Linked DNA regions of Homo sapiens: region 1 is linked to region 2. Evidence: chromatin contacts called from ENCODE Hi-C or POLR2A ChIA-PET data. All regions are on one chromosome and are shown on one strand. The core of a region is the stretch at or near the end of the contact, and the rest is flanking DNA. Distances in the headings are between cores, read along the strand shown. Region 1 overlaps CYTH1 (cytohesin 1). Region 2 overlaps DNAH17 (dynein axonemal heavy chain 17).

Region 1 (6,876 bases), core at 4,130-6,629, 150 kb before region 2:
GGGGACACAAGCAGATCAGAGATTCACAGGAGGAGAACCAGGGGTCACTCACAGATTTACCAGAGCCAGCTGGAAGGCCAGAAAAGCAAGGTTTCCGTCTTCAAACAAGTGAGAACCCAAGCAATAGCATATACTTACAGTGCAACCATTAATATATAATCATAGAATTATAACTTATTTATTCTTAAAGGTAAGTTAAAACTTTAAGGAGTGGAACAAATTAGCTGAAAATATAATCATGTCCTATAAATATAATGTCTTAAACGCTTGAGCCAATCACAGAGATTATATCTGAAAAAGACAAGTATTAAAACAATGAGAGAAAAGCTAGCAGATGCAGAGAACAGAAGACGATCCCAATAATACCAGAGTAATTGGTGTCTGCAGAATCAAAGATACAGTGTGGCATGAGGTGATTTCCCTGAGAAAGAGGAAAAAGCCCTGAATCTGCAAATCAAAGAAGACACCGTATTTCAGGAAACTGTTACAGAAAGGGTCGCTCCAAAGCCTGGCCCCTTAGACCATTGAACTTGGAGCCAAGTGTCTGGTCGTTCTGTTGGAAAAAGCAGATCATCTCCAGCAGCTTTTAGTCCCAGAAATTAAAGTATCAAGGTCTGCACAGTTTTGAAGAGAAGAATGACCCAAGACCCTTTATCCAGCCACGTTATTGTTTAAGTAAAGCACAGCTGGCCGCACTCTCCTGAAGAAAACATGTGAAATGCGGCACTTTGGAACCTTCTTGAAAAAAAAATTGCTTGACAGTAACATCCAGCACGTAAGAGAATGAATCACAAGAAAGGCCCTGGGAAGTAAAAGACTGGTAGTGAGCATTGAACTATTCATTTAAATACAGAACTAATACTTAAATATACAACTAATACTAAAATATGCTTAAGTTCAGAATACGAAAATATACTTAAGTATGGAACTAATACCAAAATATACTTAAGTATAGAACTAATAGCTAAATATACTCATATAGAAGTAATAGCTAAATAAACTTAAATATAGAGCTAATACTAAAATATGCTTAAATATAAAACAAATACTAATTAACCAGAAATTGTGGCTGCAGGACGTACCATGAATGTTATAAACCTGGACAATGTAAAAGTGAAATAATAAAAATCAGGAGGTGGGAGGAGGAACAATGTGAAGAATTAGAAGATTTTGTACTTTTTAAAATGCAGAGTCAAGAAATATTGTTAAAATGGAAGCATGTTGTATTTTTTAAAAGAATAAGTAAAACCTTTTTTTTTTTTTTTTTTTTTGAGACAGAGTCTTGCTCTGTCACCCAGGCTGGAGTCCAGTGGCACGATCTTGCAGTGGCTCACTGCAACCTCCGCCTCCCGGATTCAAGAAATTCTCCTGCCTCATCCTCCTGAGTAGCTGGGATTACAGGCACGTGCCACCACATGCGGCTAATTTTTGTATTTTTAGTAGAGATGGGGTTTCACCATGTTGGTCAGGCTGGTCTCAAACTCCTGACCTCGTGATCTGCCCGCCTCAGCCTCCCAAAGTGCTGGGATTACAGGCGTGAGCCACCATGCCTGGTCAGACCTCTTAATGTTTTCATAAACTTCTTTGTCTTAACTTGAATAAGGTTATTTCAGGAACTCTTGTGGTAAAGAAACATTTACTTTGAAGTTCAACAATTCTTCAGTTTCTGCTTCCTTTTTTCCCCCTGTTAAATTCTAAACAATTAAAATAGAATGTGTTTTATGAAAATAATACCACTCGAAATATCCCATTTTCATAAAACCTGTTTTTCTCCATCTCTCTGCACACACACAAAATATCTTCACCTAATGTCAGCAATGATAATTTAGGAGTGATTGGATTTGGAGTATTTTTAAACCTTTCACCTGTATTCTTTTCTACAATATTTAGTTCTTTATAATAAGCAATTCGTATTTTTACAGCAACAGTGATTGTTCTTAAAGACAAATTTAAAAAGCCAAAGACGTTGGCCTCGGTTATTTCCCTCTTCACAGGGGAAGGGAGTGGTTATTGGGCACACACAAGTCATCACTGAGGGGTGCAGCCTGCCTGTTATTAGGCCTGCCAGAGTCCAGTGAAAGTTCTAGGCAGGGGCCTTTTTAATATTTGGGATTTTACATTGCTGCCCAGCAGCTTAACGTTTAGTTGTTTCCATCAGTGGTTCTCATTCTTCTTTCACTCCAGCACTGAGGGATAGCGTGAGCACCTGTCTGCGATGCTGGCTCACTCAAGCCAATTCTCAAGTGGCAGGATGAGTGTGCTGAGAAGAGCGAGGAGGGCCACGCTCTGCAGGATGGAGCAGGAAAGAGGGGGGGCCAGGAAGGATACCAGAATCCCCAGTGGGTTCTCCCGGTGACCAGGAGGGTCTTCTTATAACCTGGTCCCCACTCCCAGGCTGAAGAGCATGGGTGTAAATCATCTTGGTTTAAAATCATATTCCATCAAGAATGTGCATCATGCATATGTAACCTGGATGCCGCAGGCCTCACCAGTCAAAGAGTATACATTATGTCACATACTTATTGAGGTCCAAAGTGTGATTACTCTTAGACCACCCACCTGCTCGCCTGGTGATGCCTCAACCCAGTTAACCCAGCGGAATCCTCAAAAGGTGCAGGCACCAATTAAACCCTAGAAGTGAGAATGGGGAGGGTAAAAACCAGAAGCAGAATTGGCTGAGAACTGTTTAGGAAACAGACCAGCTGTTGCCCTCACCTCATGCCCCTGAGGGCCTGTCCCCACCACCCAGGCAGAAGTCTGAGTGCTCGCTCACAGGAGAGACTGACCAAGCATTTCTGGATGAGGGACTCTAGGCCCAGTTGAAGGTGGGGGCATTTTCCCCAGACAGGAGTGTGGGGTAAATGCAGCCTTCTCGAATGCTGAGGACTTCTCCCACCCCCAGCTTCTCCTCACTCAGCTCTCAGAACCACAGGTAGCCAGGTCTGTAGCTTGCAGACAGAGTGGGAAACTTCTCTGCCCAAGAAGAGATGCGTGAGGTTATTTAGTCAGATTCCCCAGCAGACAGCCTAGTGAGAGGGCCCTTGTAGATGGTCACAGTGCACAGGCTTCAGGTCCCAGTCAGCTCTTAGTCTTCCACTCTTCAAATGGGACAACCAAGGAGTCCCAGATACCTGAGGAATTCCTGCCGGCTGAGAGCAGGTAGAGACCAAAGCAGCCGAACAGCCAAAGAGCAACTTGGATGAGAGAGAGGGAGGGGTCCAGGAAGAAGAAGGGTCCACCACCAGCTGTGAAGAGACTCAGCCGTCTCAGGTGACATCACAGCTGCGAAACAAGAACAGGATCCTGTATGAAGCCACGGAACAAAAATAATAAAAAAAAATCCTCCTGGAAATTCAAAGCATGGTAGAAGTGAAAACTCAATGGAAAAGTTGGAAGAAAAGCATTAAGAAAATCTCCCAGAAAGAATAAAAAGGCAGAGGGAAAATAATAAAGGAAAGACTTTTATTTTCCAAAGAAGAACTAGTCCAGGAGGTCTAGCATGTTCCAGAGAAGCTGAGAAAACAAAGAGGGGGTAACCCTTGACAAAATAATTTTTTTAAACCTCCCCCAAACGATGGATGTGTTTCCAGGTTGGAAGGCTTACTGAATACCCTGCATGATGACTGAAAATGAATGCACGCCAAGGCTGCCTCCTTAGGGGGCCTCAGAACACTGAGGACACAGAGGACGGCAGTCGTGTGCAAAGCACCAGCAACCAGAACAGCTTTGTGTAGGGTGATATTGAATGCTGAAGGCAGGAATGCTGGGCTTCCCAGTCTTGGAGGAGGGTCACGTCCAGCCTAGACTGTTAGGCACAGCCAGATAGCAGCCAGGTGTGAGGGTCCAATAGAAACATTCTTAGCCAAGTGAGATTTCAGAAATGTTACCACCCACACACCCTTTCTCAGGATGCTGGTGGAGGACAAAGGCCTTGGCTGTAGGAAACCAGAGATCTTGAAACCTCTTGTTTCAAGAGAGGAGGGAAGAGTGCTCTGGAATGGAGAGTGCTGAGGTTAAGGATGAAGCAGTTTACCGAGTATCAAGGCAACCAGTCCAGACTGGAACAGGTTTCAGAGGCTCCAGGAAGGATTACTTCAAGAAATGAAAATTAATAGGATGCCTGATACAAATTAGCATTAGCAAGGAGATTTTGATAAGAGGTTAACCATTTGCAATTGGTTTTGGTGGTAAGGTCACAGAAATATAAATCAAAGGAACAACCCACTTCTCCACCCTCCATAATTTTGGTTCCAGTGGGGAAGGAAGCTTTTCAGGAAGGAAAAAATTAGGAAGTTCACTATATGGCACAGGTCGGAAGAGAAACGTGGTGTTAATGAAGACACTGTGTATAGCCCTACCTCAGATGACCAGATAGTTATTTTAGGAGGACGGGGAATATGAATATGCCCGGGTAAGAGGAGCTCAGTCCTCTTCTGTAGATAACATCTAAAATCAAGCAGTCAAAAGGCAGTTCTAATATGGTATTTTGGAGATGTGTGAGATACAGAGGTAAAGACCAAGCAGGTTGGCTTGAAGAAGTTGGAAATAGTTGCTAGCCAGGATGGGGAAATGGCTGAAAGACTCTTTTTCGCTTTTAGAGAACTCATAGAACTGGTTGGTTTTTTTTTTTTTTTTTTGAGACAGAGTCTTGCTCTGTCACCCAGGCTGGAGTGCAGTGGCGCTATCTGGGCCCACTGCAGGCTCCGTCTCCTGGGTTCACACCATTCTCCTGGCCAAATATAAAGACTTTAACAGTGCTAGGACTTGGCCATGGGTTGGCTGGATATCAGGGGACTGTGAAACTGCCGTCAGGCGTGTGCTGGAAGTGTCTGCGGTGCCGTGCCCTCTGTAGATGAGATGGGACTAGTTGGCGGGTGCAGCTCTGTTCTGGACAGGAGTCAAGGTGCCTTTGGAAATCCAGGTGGAGTTGTCAGGATGGCAGTGTCTCTGAGGATTGTACTGTCTGGCGGTGGGGCGATGGACAGAGGCAGTGAGTGGTTAATGGTCAGACCCACAGCTGCAGTCCCAGGCATCGGGGCGCTAGGGTGAAACTAGGAAAGGCTTCCTGGAGTTGTTGCCCCAGAACTGAGGCTTCAGAGGTGAGTGGGAGAGCCAGGCAAAGGGAAGAGGGAAAGGGGCCCGCACACTCCCTGCTTGAGGACCGTGCCCGGGTCACTGCCGGCCACACTCTCACGGTGTCTGTTGAATCTTCTGGTCTTTCTACTCGCGGAGGACTTAGCAGTTATATTGACAATCCTCAGACATTTTTGGTGTTATTCTTGTTTAGAATGTAAGGAGTTCCCTCAGGCTGATTTATGAACTTCATGTCCTGGGAGAAAGCAGGAAAGTTCGGCTGAGTCACCGGCGAGGAATCTGACAGTGTGTGTCCTTAAACTGTGATCTTAAACTTCCTCTCTTCAACTGTTCTGTAGGATAAGGAGCCCCGTGGAATCATCCCTTTAGAGAATCTGAGTATCCGGGAAGTGGAGGACTCCAAAAAACCAGTGAGTATTTTTGCTGAGATATTTTGAGGGGAGAAAGGGGATGGGCATTTCAAAGATTTTTTTTAAAAAACTCAAAACCAAAAAACTGAAAAGCGTGATCAGGCTTTTATTTAGTCTAATTTTTTATTATATTGTTCAAGCCAAAGATGAGACTCGAAATCACTTCTTCCTGTGCCGTCTGTCTGCTTTATCGTTTCACTTAGTGAATGTCACATGGGGTGTAGAAGTTGCCCCTCCTGCAATGGCAGCGGCAAGCACGCAGGAGTGGGCTATGTAGTTTATACCCTTGGGACACCTCCCGTTTAGTTTTCCTTTGTTTTGGGCTGTCAGGATGTTACTGGCTTGAAGTTAAAGTCGTGAGTCACCTGCAGTTCTCTCCGCATTTTACGTACATTGCAAGTGGGGCCAGCTTATATCAGGCCGGTGTGTTTGCAAACGAGACTGACTTCTATACAATTTACAGTCTCTAGAATTCCGCTTCTAGGCTTCACTTTTCCACAGGAAAATATGTATTCCTTGTATTTTGTGAAGGTCAGAAGAAAGGGGTTTTGGGGAAAGAAATCAGCATGTTTCTCAGTTAACAGCTTCCTTTGCTCCACTCTCTCCCTCTCTGTTTTGATTCTCAGAACTGCTTTGAGCTTTATATCCCCGACAATAAAGACCAAGTTATCAAGGCCTGCAAGACCGAGGCTGACGGGCGGGTGGTGGAGGGGAACCACACTGTTTACCGGATCTCAGCTCCGACGCCCGAGGAGAAGGAGGAGTGGATTAAGTGCATTAAGTAAGTGACTGCTGAGAAAGGGCAGTGCGCGCCTGGTGCAGCCCTCACCTCACCAGGTGTTGATCATCTTAGTGGTTAAACATGCCGCCCGCATCTCTTCTGTGCTCCAAGTTCTTAGGGAAGCTTCGTCCTGGTTCCCAGCTGACGGCTTCCCAGGAGGCCTTTGGATTCTTGGCTATTATAGCATATGTAAGAGAGCACGTCCCATCTGGGTTCCCCACGTGTCCTCATAGACCCAAAATAGGAAGAGGCGAGTGAGCTACCCACACAGATGCCATCTGCTCAACTGGTCTTTCTGTGTCTGACGAAGCCGCTCTCATTCTCATAGTGACAGCTCAGAGGAGATAGTAGTCATGTTCTGTAATTTGTGAATCCTGTGAGACACCATTTTCCTAGCTACAGATGAGGAAACTGAGGCCCATAGAGGTTAAGAAATTTGCTGGAAGTCACATACCGTGATCCAAGGTCCGGGAGGAGGGAGAAGCTTCCTCAGGGTTCCACAGCTAAGAAGTGGAGCTCCCAAGTCCAGGCCTCTGACTCCTACCTCTCGGCTCTGTTGGCTCCACTGGGCCACGCCATGTAAGGTCTATC
Region 2 (6,073 bases), core at 2,825-5,324:
CATGGTCTTAGATGAATTTGACCAGTTCATTCGCAAATCTCTGAGTTTCCTAATGGACAACATGGTTATAGATGTAAGTTATCAACATAAGGTAATATATTTATGTATATGTATTCTTATCTGTTAGAATCTATAGTTTCTAGTTTCTTGATGAACAGGCTATCATTTTATAAATAGACTTATTAAAATATATCTTATGCAATCTACTTGACCTGGTTTTAAACCTGGAAGTCCTGCATTCCAGAATCCCCTCAGTCCCAGGCACTCAGGACCACTGGTCACTTTAAATCTGCCATAACATAAATTGGCTGCAGAAAACCTCAAGAGACCTAAGAGGCTGGTCCTGCCTCACTGCCAGGTGAAGGAAAGTGGACACCACTGCCCCCTACTCATGTGGATTGGGGGGAGGGTCTCCTGTCAGCAACAACAGCCACTCACCTACTTGATTATATACGGCTGAGTAGAAGGTAAACCAGTCAGCAAAGAGGTTGTGCTGGTTAATCCCATGGAGGCATGCTTTCCATGGCAATGGCCCCTTTCCTACCTGTATCTTCTTTTTATTTTATTTTTTTATTTTTTTGAGACAGAGTCCCGCTCTGTTGCCCAGGCTGGAGTGCAGTAGCATGATCTCAGCTCACTGCAAACTCCACCTCCTGGGTTCAAGCAGTTCTCTACCTCAGCCTCCCAAGTAGCTGGGATTATAGGTGCCCGCCACCACGCCTGGCTAATTTTTGTATTTTTAGTAGAGGCAAGGGTTCACCATCTTAGCCAGGCTGGTCTTGAATTCCTGACCTCATGATCGACCAACCTCGGCCTCCCAAAGTGCTGGGATTACAGGCGTGAACCACTGTGCCCAGCCCTGCATCTTTTTTGTTGAGATGGTTTCTAAATGATTTTGAGTACCGCCAGGAGGCCAAGATCAAAGGCTCCCCCAGGCTACCAACAACAAAGGAACGTGGCAGTGTCGTGCCCTTGTACCGACCAGGGAGGGTGGATGGTGTTTGAGTCTGGCATATGGGTCTCAGATGCCAGCTGGTAACCAGTCACAGACCCAAAATTCAGTTGACGAAAGTACTCGTCACTACAGACTGTCCCAGTGAAAGCGTCTCAACAAAAACCATAAAGAAGTCCCAGTAACAAAGGGTTCTCCTCAAAGAGTTCCAGGGAGTCCTCCTACTTTGTGAGTAGCCTGGGGGCAGGAGCCGACCTGAGTCTTTAGAGAAGTCTGGTCACACAATTGACCGTTTGTCCCAATTAGCACCTCACTCAGATACTGATACAGCCCCCTCCTGCTCATAGACAAATTGGGGGGCTCAAAAGCTCATAACCCACAGGTCCAATGGGGACTCATTCAGGGGGAGATCAGTGGCCACAGTGTGATCTCACAGCCTGGTGGATCCTGGCCCACATTTTGAGAATCGTTAGTTTGGCAGGAAGAGCACTTGGGTTCTCAATCCCATCACTGTAAACCAGAGCAGCACCTGCAGCCCTGCAGCCTCACAGGGGCCTCCAGAACTCTGTAAACGGGGACTTCCAAGGGAGAGGGACAGGCAGGCTTGGCCAGCCCCTGCAGTACCTGCTTTGTGTGTCAGTGATTCATTTAGCCCCTGTAGTAACCCAGAACAATGGAAACAATGTCTCCATTCTTTTTTTTTTTTTTTTTTTTTTTTTGGAGACAGAGTTTTGCTCTTGCCCAGGCTGGAGTGCAATGGCACAATCTCAGCTCATTGCAACCTCCGCCTCTTGGGTTCAAGCGATTTCCTGCCTCAGCCTCCCGAGTAGCTGGGGTTCCAGACACCCACCACCAGGCCCAGCTAATTATTTTGTATTTTTAGTAGAGACGGGGCTTCGCCATGTGGGCCAGGCTGGTCTCAAACTCCTGACCTCAGGTGATCCACCCGCCTTGGCCTCCCAAAGTGCTGGGATTACAGGCATGAGCCACTGCGCCTAGCCAACAATGTCTCCATTCTATAAAATATTTAGCCTCATTTTATATATTTGGGGAAACTGGGAGTTAAGTGACTCCCCAAGGCCTCAGAGCTGGCAAGTAGCAGGTGTGGGCTTTGAACCGAGGTCTGAGTTCTACCTGATCCTGCCCCTCCCCTTGCCCCAACCTGCCCCTGCCTGCTTTTGGCCTTGTGGCTGTACATTTGGCTCTGTAGCGATTGCTCAAGGAGCGGGGTGCGCTGAGACACGAGCTCTCAGAAGCTTCCCAGATAAGTGGAAGGCAGTGACACATTGATGGTACGGAGTGGATGATCAGGGCACTGAGAATCATCCGATGGAGGACAGAGGTGTTGACCACTGCCAACCCCACCCCTCTTTCAGGAGAGTATCGCTCCCCTGTTTGAGATCCGCATGGAGCTGGACGAGGATGGGCTGACCTTCAACCCGACCCTGGAGGTGGGCTCAGATCGCGGCTTCCTGGCACTGATCGAGGGCCTGGTCAACGACATCTACAACGTAGCCAGGCTCATCCCTCGGCTGGCCAAGGACAGGATGAACTACAAGGTCAGTCCTGGCCTCTTCTGGCCGTACACAGGGTCATCCATTGCTTTCCCCATTTGGTGTTGCCGCCCTAACTCGGCAAGGCTTCGCCGTTTACCTTTTCTTTTTTTCTTTTTTTTTTTTTGAGACGGAATCTCACTCTGTCGCCCAGGCTGGAGTGCAGTGGCGCGATCTTGGCTCACTGCAACCTCCGCCTCCTGGGTTCAAGCCATTCTCCTGCCTCAGCGTCCCGAGTAGCTGGGATTACAGGCACCCGCCACCACACCCGGCTAATTTTTTTATTTTTTTTTAGTAGAGACTGGGTTTAACCGTGTTAGCCAGGATGGTCTGGATCTCCTGAACTCATGATCCACCCGCCTCGGCCTCCCAAAGTGCTGGGATTATAGGCGTGAGCCACCGCGCCCGGCCCTGCTTACCTTTTAAATGACATCGTGTGACCTCTAGGATGACATGGCCACTTCTCTCCCCACTCCCACATCTGTCGTCCTTCCCAAAGCAGCTTCTTCTCAGTCAACCTGCCTGGGTTTCATTCCCTCATCATCCTTCCAACCCCCCGACACGATGCCAAGAGGGTAACCTTTCCCAACTTCCTGACTGTTCACTCAGTCCTGTAATTTTTTTGAGACAAGGTCTCACTCTGTCACCCAGGCTGGAGTGCAGTGGTTCAATCTCGGCTGACTGCAGCCTCTGCCTCCCGGGCCCAATTGATCCTCCCGCCTCAGTCTCCCAAGTAGCTGGGATTACGAGCATGCATCACCAAGCCCAGCTTGGTGATGTATTTTTTTGTAGAGATGGGGTTTTGCCATGTTGTTGCCCAGAGTGGTCTTAAACTTCTTAATTTTTTTATTTTTTGAGACAGAGTCTTGCTCTGTTGCCCAGGCTGGAGTGCAGTAGCATAATCTCAGCTGACTGCAACCTCCGCCTCCTGGGTTCAAGCGATTCTCCTGCCTCAGCCTCCTGAGTAGCTGGGACTACAGGTGCATGCCACCATGCCTGGCTAATTTTTCTTTTTTTTTATATATTTTTAGTAGAGACGGGGTTTCACCATGTTGGCCAGGATGGTCTCAATCTCCCGACCTTGTGATCCACCCGCCTTGGCCTCCCAAAGTGCTGGGATTACAGGTGTGAGCCACCGTGCCCGGCCTCAGTCCTGTAATGTAAACACTGATTCTCCCAGTACTCAGGCAATTTGACAAATGTGCCTCCCACTGCCTTCTGAAATCATCTCGTCTAAACGCATCAAACAAGACACACGGAGAGCCTGGCCAGGCTCTGGGGTAGGAAGGACAACAAAAGTCATGGGAAATTCAGCTCCCCGCTTAAGGGAGGTTTGAGGTGGTGTGTTTGTCAAAGCACCTATTTGTATAGCAATAAAAAAAAATCTGAAAAGACTTAAGTGACCTAAATGTTTGTGGAAGAGGGGAGTGGCTTGACCAATTCTGGCCCAAACCCAGATTCTGTGAATTGTCACAATGAGCCAAGGATGGAAAGGTGTTGTGACAGGTTATTAGACATTTATCAAGTTACAGAACAATGTTTAGAATATGGTTTCATTTGCTTAAACAAGCAAAAATCTGGGTGAGTGCTTACCAGGAAGGGAGGAAGGAGGGGAGGGGAGAGGGATGTGGCTGCAGGCGTTTCCTCTCATGCATTTCTGCGTTGTTTGAATTGTAAAATAATGGACACGTATGATTTGTCATAACATATATTTACAGCGAGATGAGCTGTCCTGTCCAGGAGGGAGGGATGTGCGTGTGCTCGTGTGTGTACGCGTGTGCTTGGATGCATATGTGCCCGTGTGCGTATTTGCATGTGTGGTGGGGAGGCATGCTTGTACAGAGGTGACATGAGGACACGAGGGAACAGCTAATGACCTGAGAAGGTCAAGGACAGCTCCTGAGAGGAGTGGGCGTGTGAGCGGATTCTGGAAGGGTGGGAGGAGGTTTCCATGCTGAGAAGATGGCTGTGATTTTAGGCCCAAGTGCAAGCAGCAAGCTGTTCCAGAGTTGAGAATAGAATTTGCCCCAGTTATGCAGACGCTAGGTTAGCACATGTCCTCAGAATCAGTGTGTCCCGGGTGTGCCCCTCCCACTGTCCCCAAAGCAGGCTGCTCTTGGGCACCCACGGTTGCTGCAGACAGAGCTGCTCCACCCCTGGGCTCTGCCAGCACAAACACTCAGGCTGCCTTGCAGACACCCTGGGACGCTCAGGCAGAACATTCCAGAGCTGAAGGGCCTGTTGCCCAGGAGAAGGGTCCCTCGAAAGCCTGCTGGTCTAGCAGAGTCTTACCTGGTGCCAAGCTGTGGAAGACAATGAGAGAGTCAGGCATCTAGACTGCTGGGTCCCAGGGCCACTTCCCAGAGACCCAAGTACCCTAGCTTGGTGGCAGAGAGTACCCAAGGGATGCTTCCCATGGGTACCAGGGTGGCCAACCCAGAGGAGTTGGGTCAGGACAAGGAGGAGATAGAATGTGGGCCCCAGGCTGCCACAGGGATTTAGAGAGCTGAGCTGCCCACAGGGGACACCAGCAAGGGGCAGAGACCCCAGGCAGCAGGTCTCACCTGCCTCTGGTATGCCAGGCTGCCACCAGCCCAGCCCAACTGGAACTTGGATCCCACCTGGGGAGATCCAAAGGACTGCAGGGGACAATCTCAGCTGGAGCAGGTAGATGCCTGGAAGTTACAACACTGAAATCCAGAAGCACCTGCCTGTGCTCTGAACACTGCACTCCCAACCCTGAGCAGAAAGAGGGGCCATGAGGAGGGGTGGGAGCCAAATGTCAGGCACAGGCGAGCCCATGGCTGAATTCTGAAGCACACACCAAATGCTTTCCTGCAGCCACGAGGAGCTTCAGGTTTCTCTCCCCTGTGGCTTCTTTCCATCCACAACTTACATGCAGGGTGGCCCGGCCCAGCCCTAGGGCCAACCTTCCCCTTCCATCCCAGCCCCACTGACTTCACCTCCTCAATTACACCGTTTCCTCGTGCCACCCCTTACCAACGAGGTCCCCTGCACAGACAAGATCTCCATGCACATCTGGGTCCCGATGGGGCCTCTCTGCAGCTGTCATGTGGGCTCTGGGCTATAGGCTGTCTTCAGTTGTCTGGTACCTGACCCTGGGTGATTTAGGGCAGGGGAAATACTGGCTTGGTGTGAGAGTTGGGTAAAGGGGAGTGGTTGAGGGTCGGCTGGTTTGCATATGCATGCCCCCAGATGAGCCTTTTGCTATCTCAAAGAATTGCCTAGCCCTGGGAAAGGCCGGCTCTTCCTGGCCCATAAGGTTTTTTTATTTTATTTTTTTAAGATGTCAAAATTGGGCTGGGCGCATTGGCTCACGCCTGTAATCCCAACACTTTGGGAGGCTGAGGCAGGTGGATCACCTGAGGTCAGGAGTTTGAGACCAGCCTGACCAACACGGTGAAACCCCGCCTCTAATAAAAATGCAAAAAATTAGCCAGGCATGGTGGTGGGAGCCTGTAATCCCAGCTATTTGGGAGGCTGAGGCAGGAGAATCACTTGAACCTGGGAGGCAGAGGGTGTAGTGAGCTGAGATCGGGCCACTGCA

The links. Hi-C counts contacts between places; a loop is a spot of excess contacts on that map. ChIA-PET counts read pairs that join two places held with the same protein, here RNA polymerase II (POLR2A).
Region 1: a map of PC-3 shows a loop between it and region 2 (8-fold over the local background). The contact joins two enhancer-like sites. A Hi-C loop is called at or near these places in 1 of 168 maps with a recorded cell type or tissue (PC-3). POLR2A ChIA-PET finds 5 or more read pairs at or near these places in 3 of 52 experiments (A549, AG04449 and BJ).

What each region holds. Positions count from the first base shown.
Region 1 is chr17:78,679,599-78,686,474 of GRCh38, reverse strand. It overlaps CYTH1 (cytohesin 1), which reads left to right. Exons shown (of 14, transcript NM_004762.6): 12 at 5,433-5,504; 13 at 6,131-6,285. Among named protein-coding and RNA genes, the nearest start is that of SCAT1, 51 kb to the right of the region's middle. Within about 2 kb of position 5,379, at least 6 of the 41 ENCODE cell types and tissues checked have a DNase peak (open chromatin) inside an H3K27ac peak, as active enhancers do; they include PC-3, where a contact is called at or near this core.
Region 2 is chr17:78,533,737-78,539,809 of GRCh38, reverse strand. It overlaps DNAH17 (dynein axonemal heavy chain 17), which reads left to right. Exons shown (of 81, transcript NM_173628.4): 18 at 1-73; 19 at 2,329-2,511. Among named protein-coding and RNA genes, the nearest start is that of DNAH17, 41 kb to the left of the region's middle. Within about 2 kb of position 4,074, at least 6 of the 41 ENCODE cell types and tissues checked have a DNase peak (open chromatin) inside an H3K27ac peak, as active enhancers do; they include PC-3, where a contact is called at or near this core.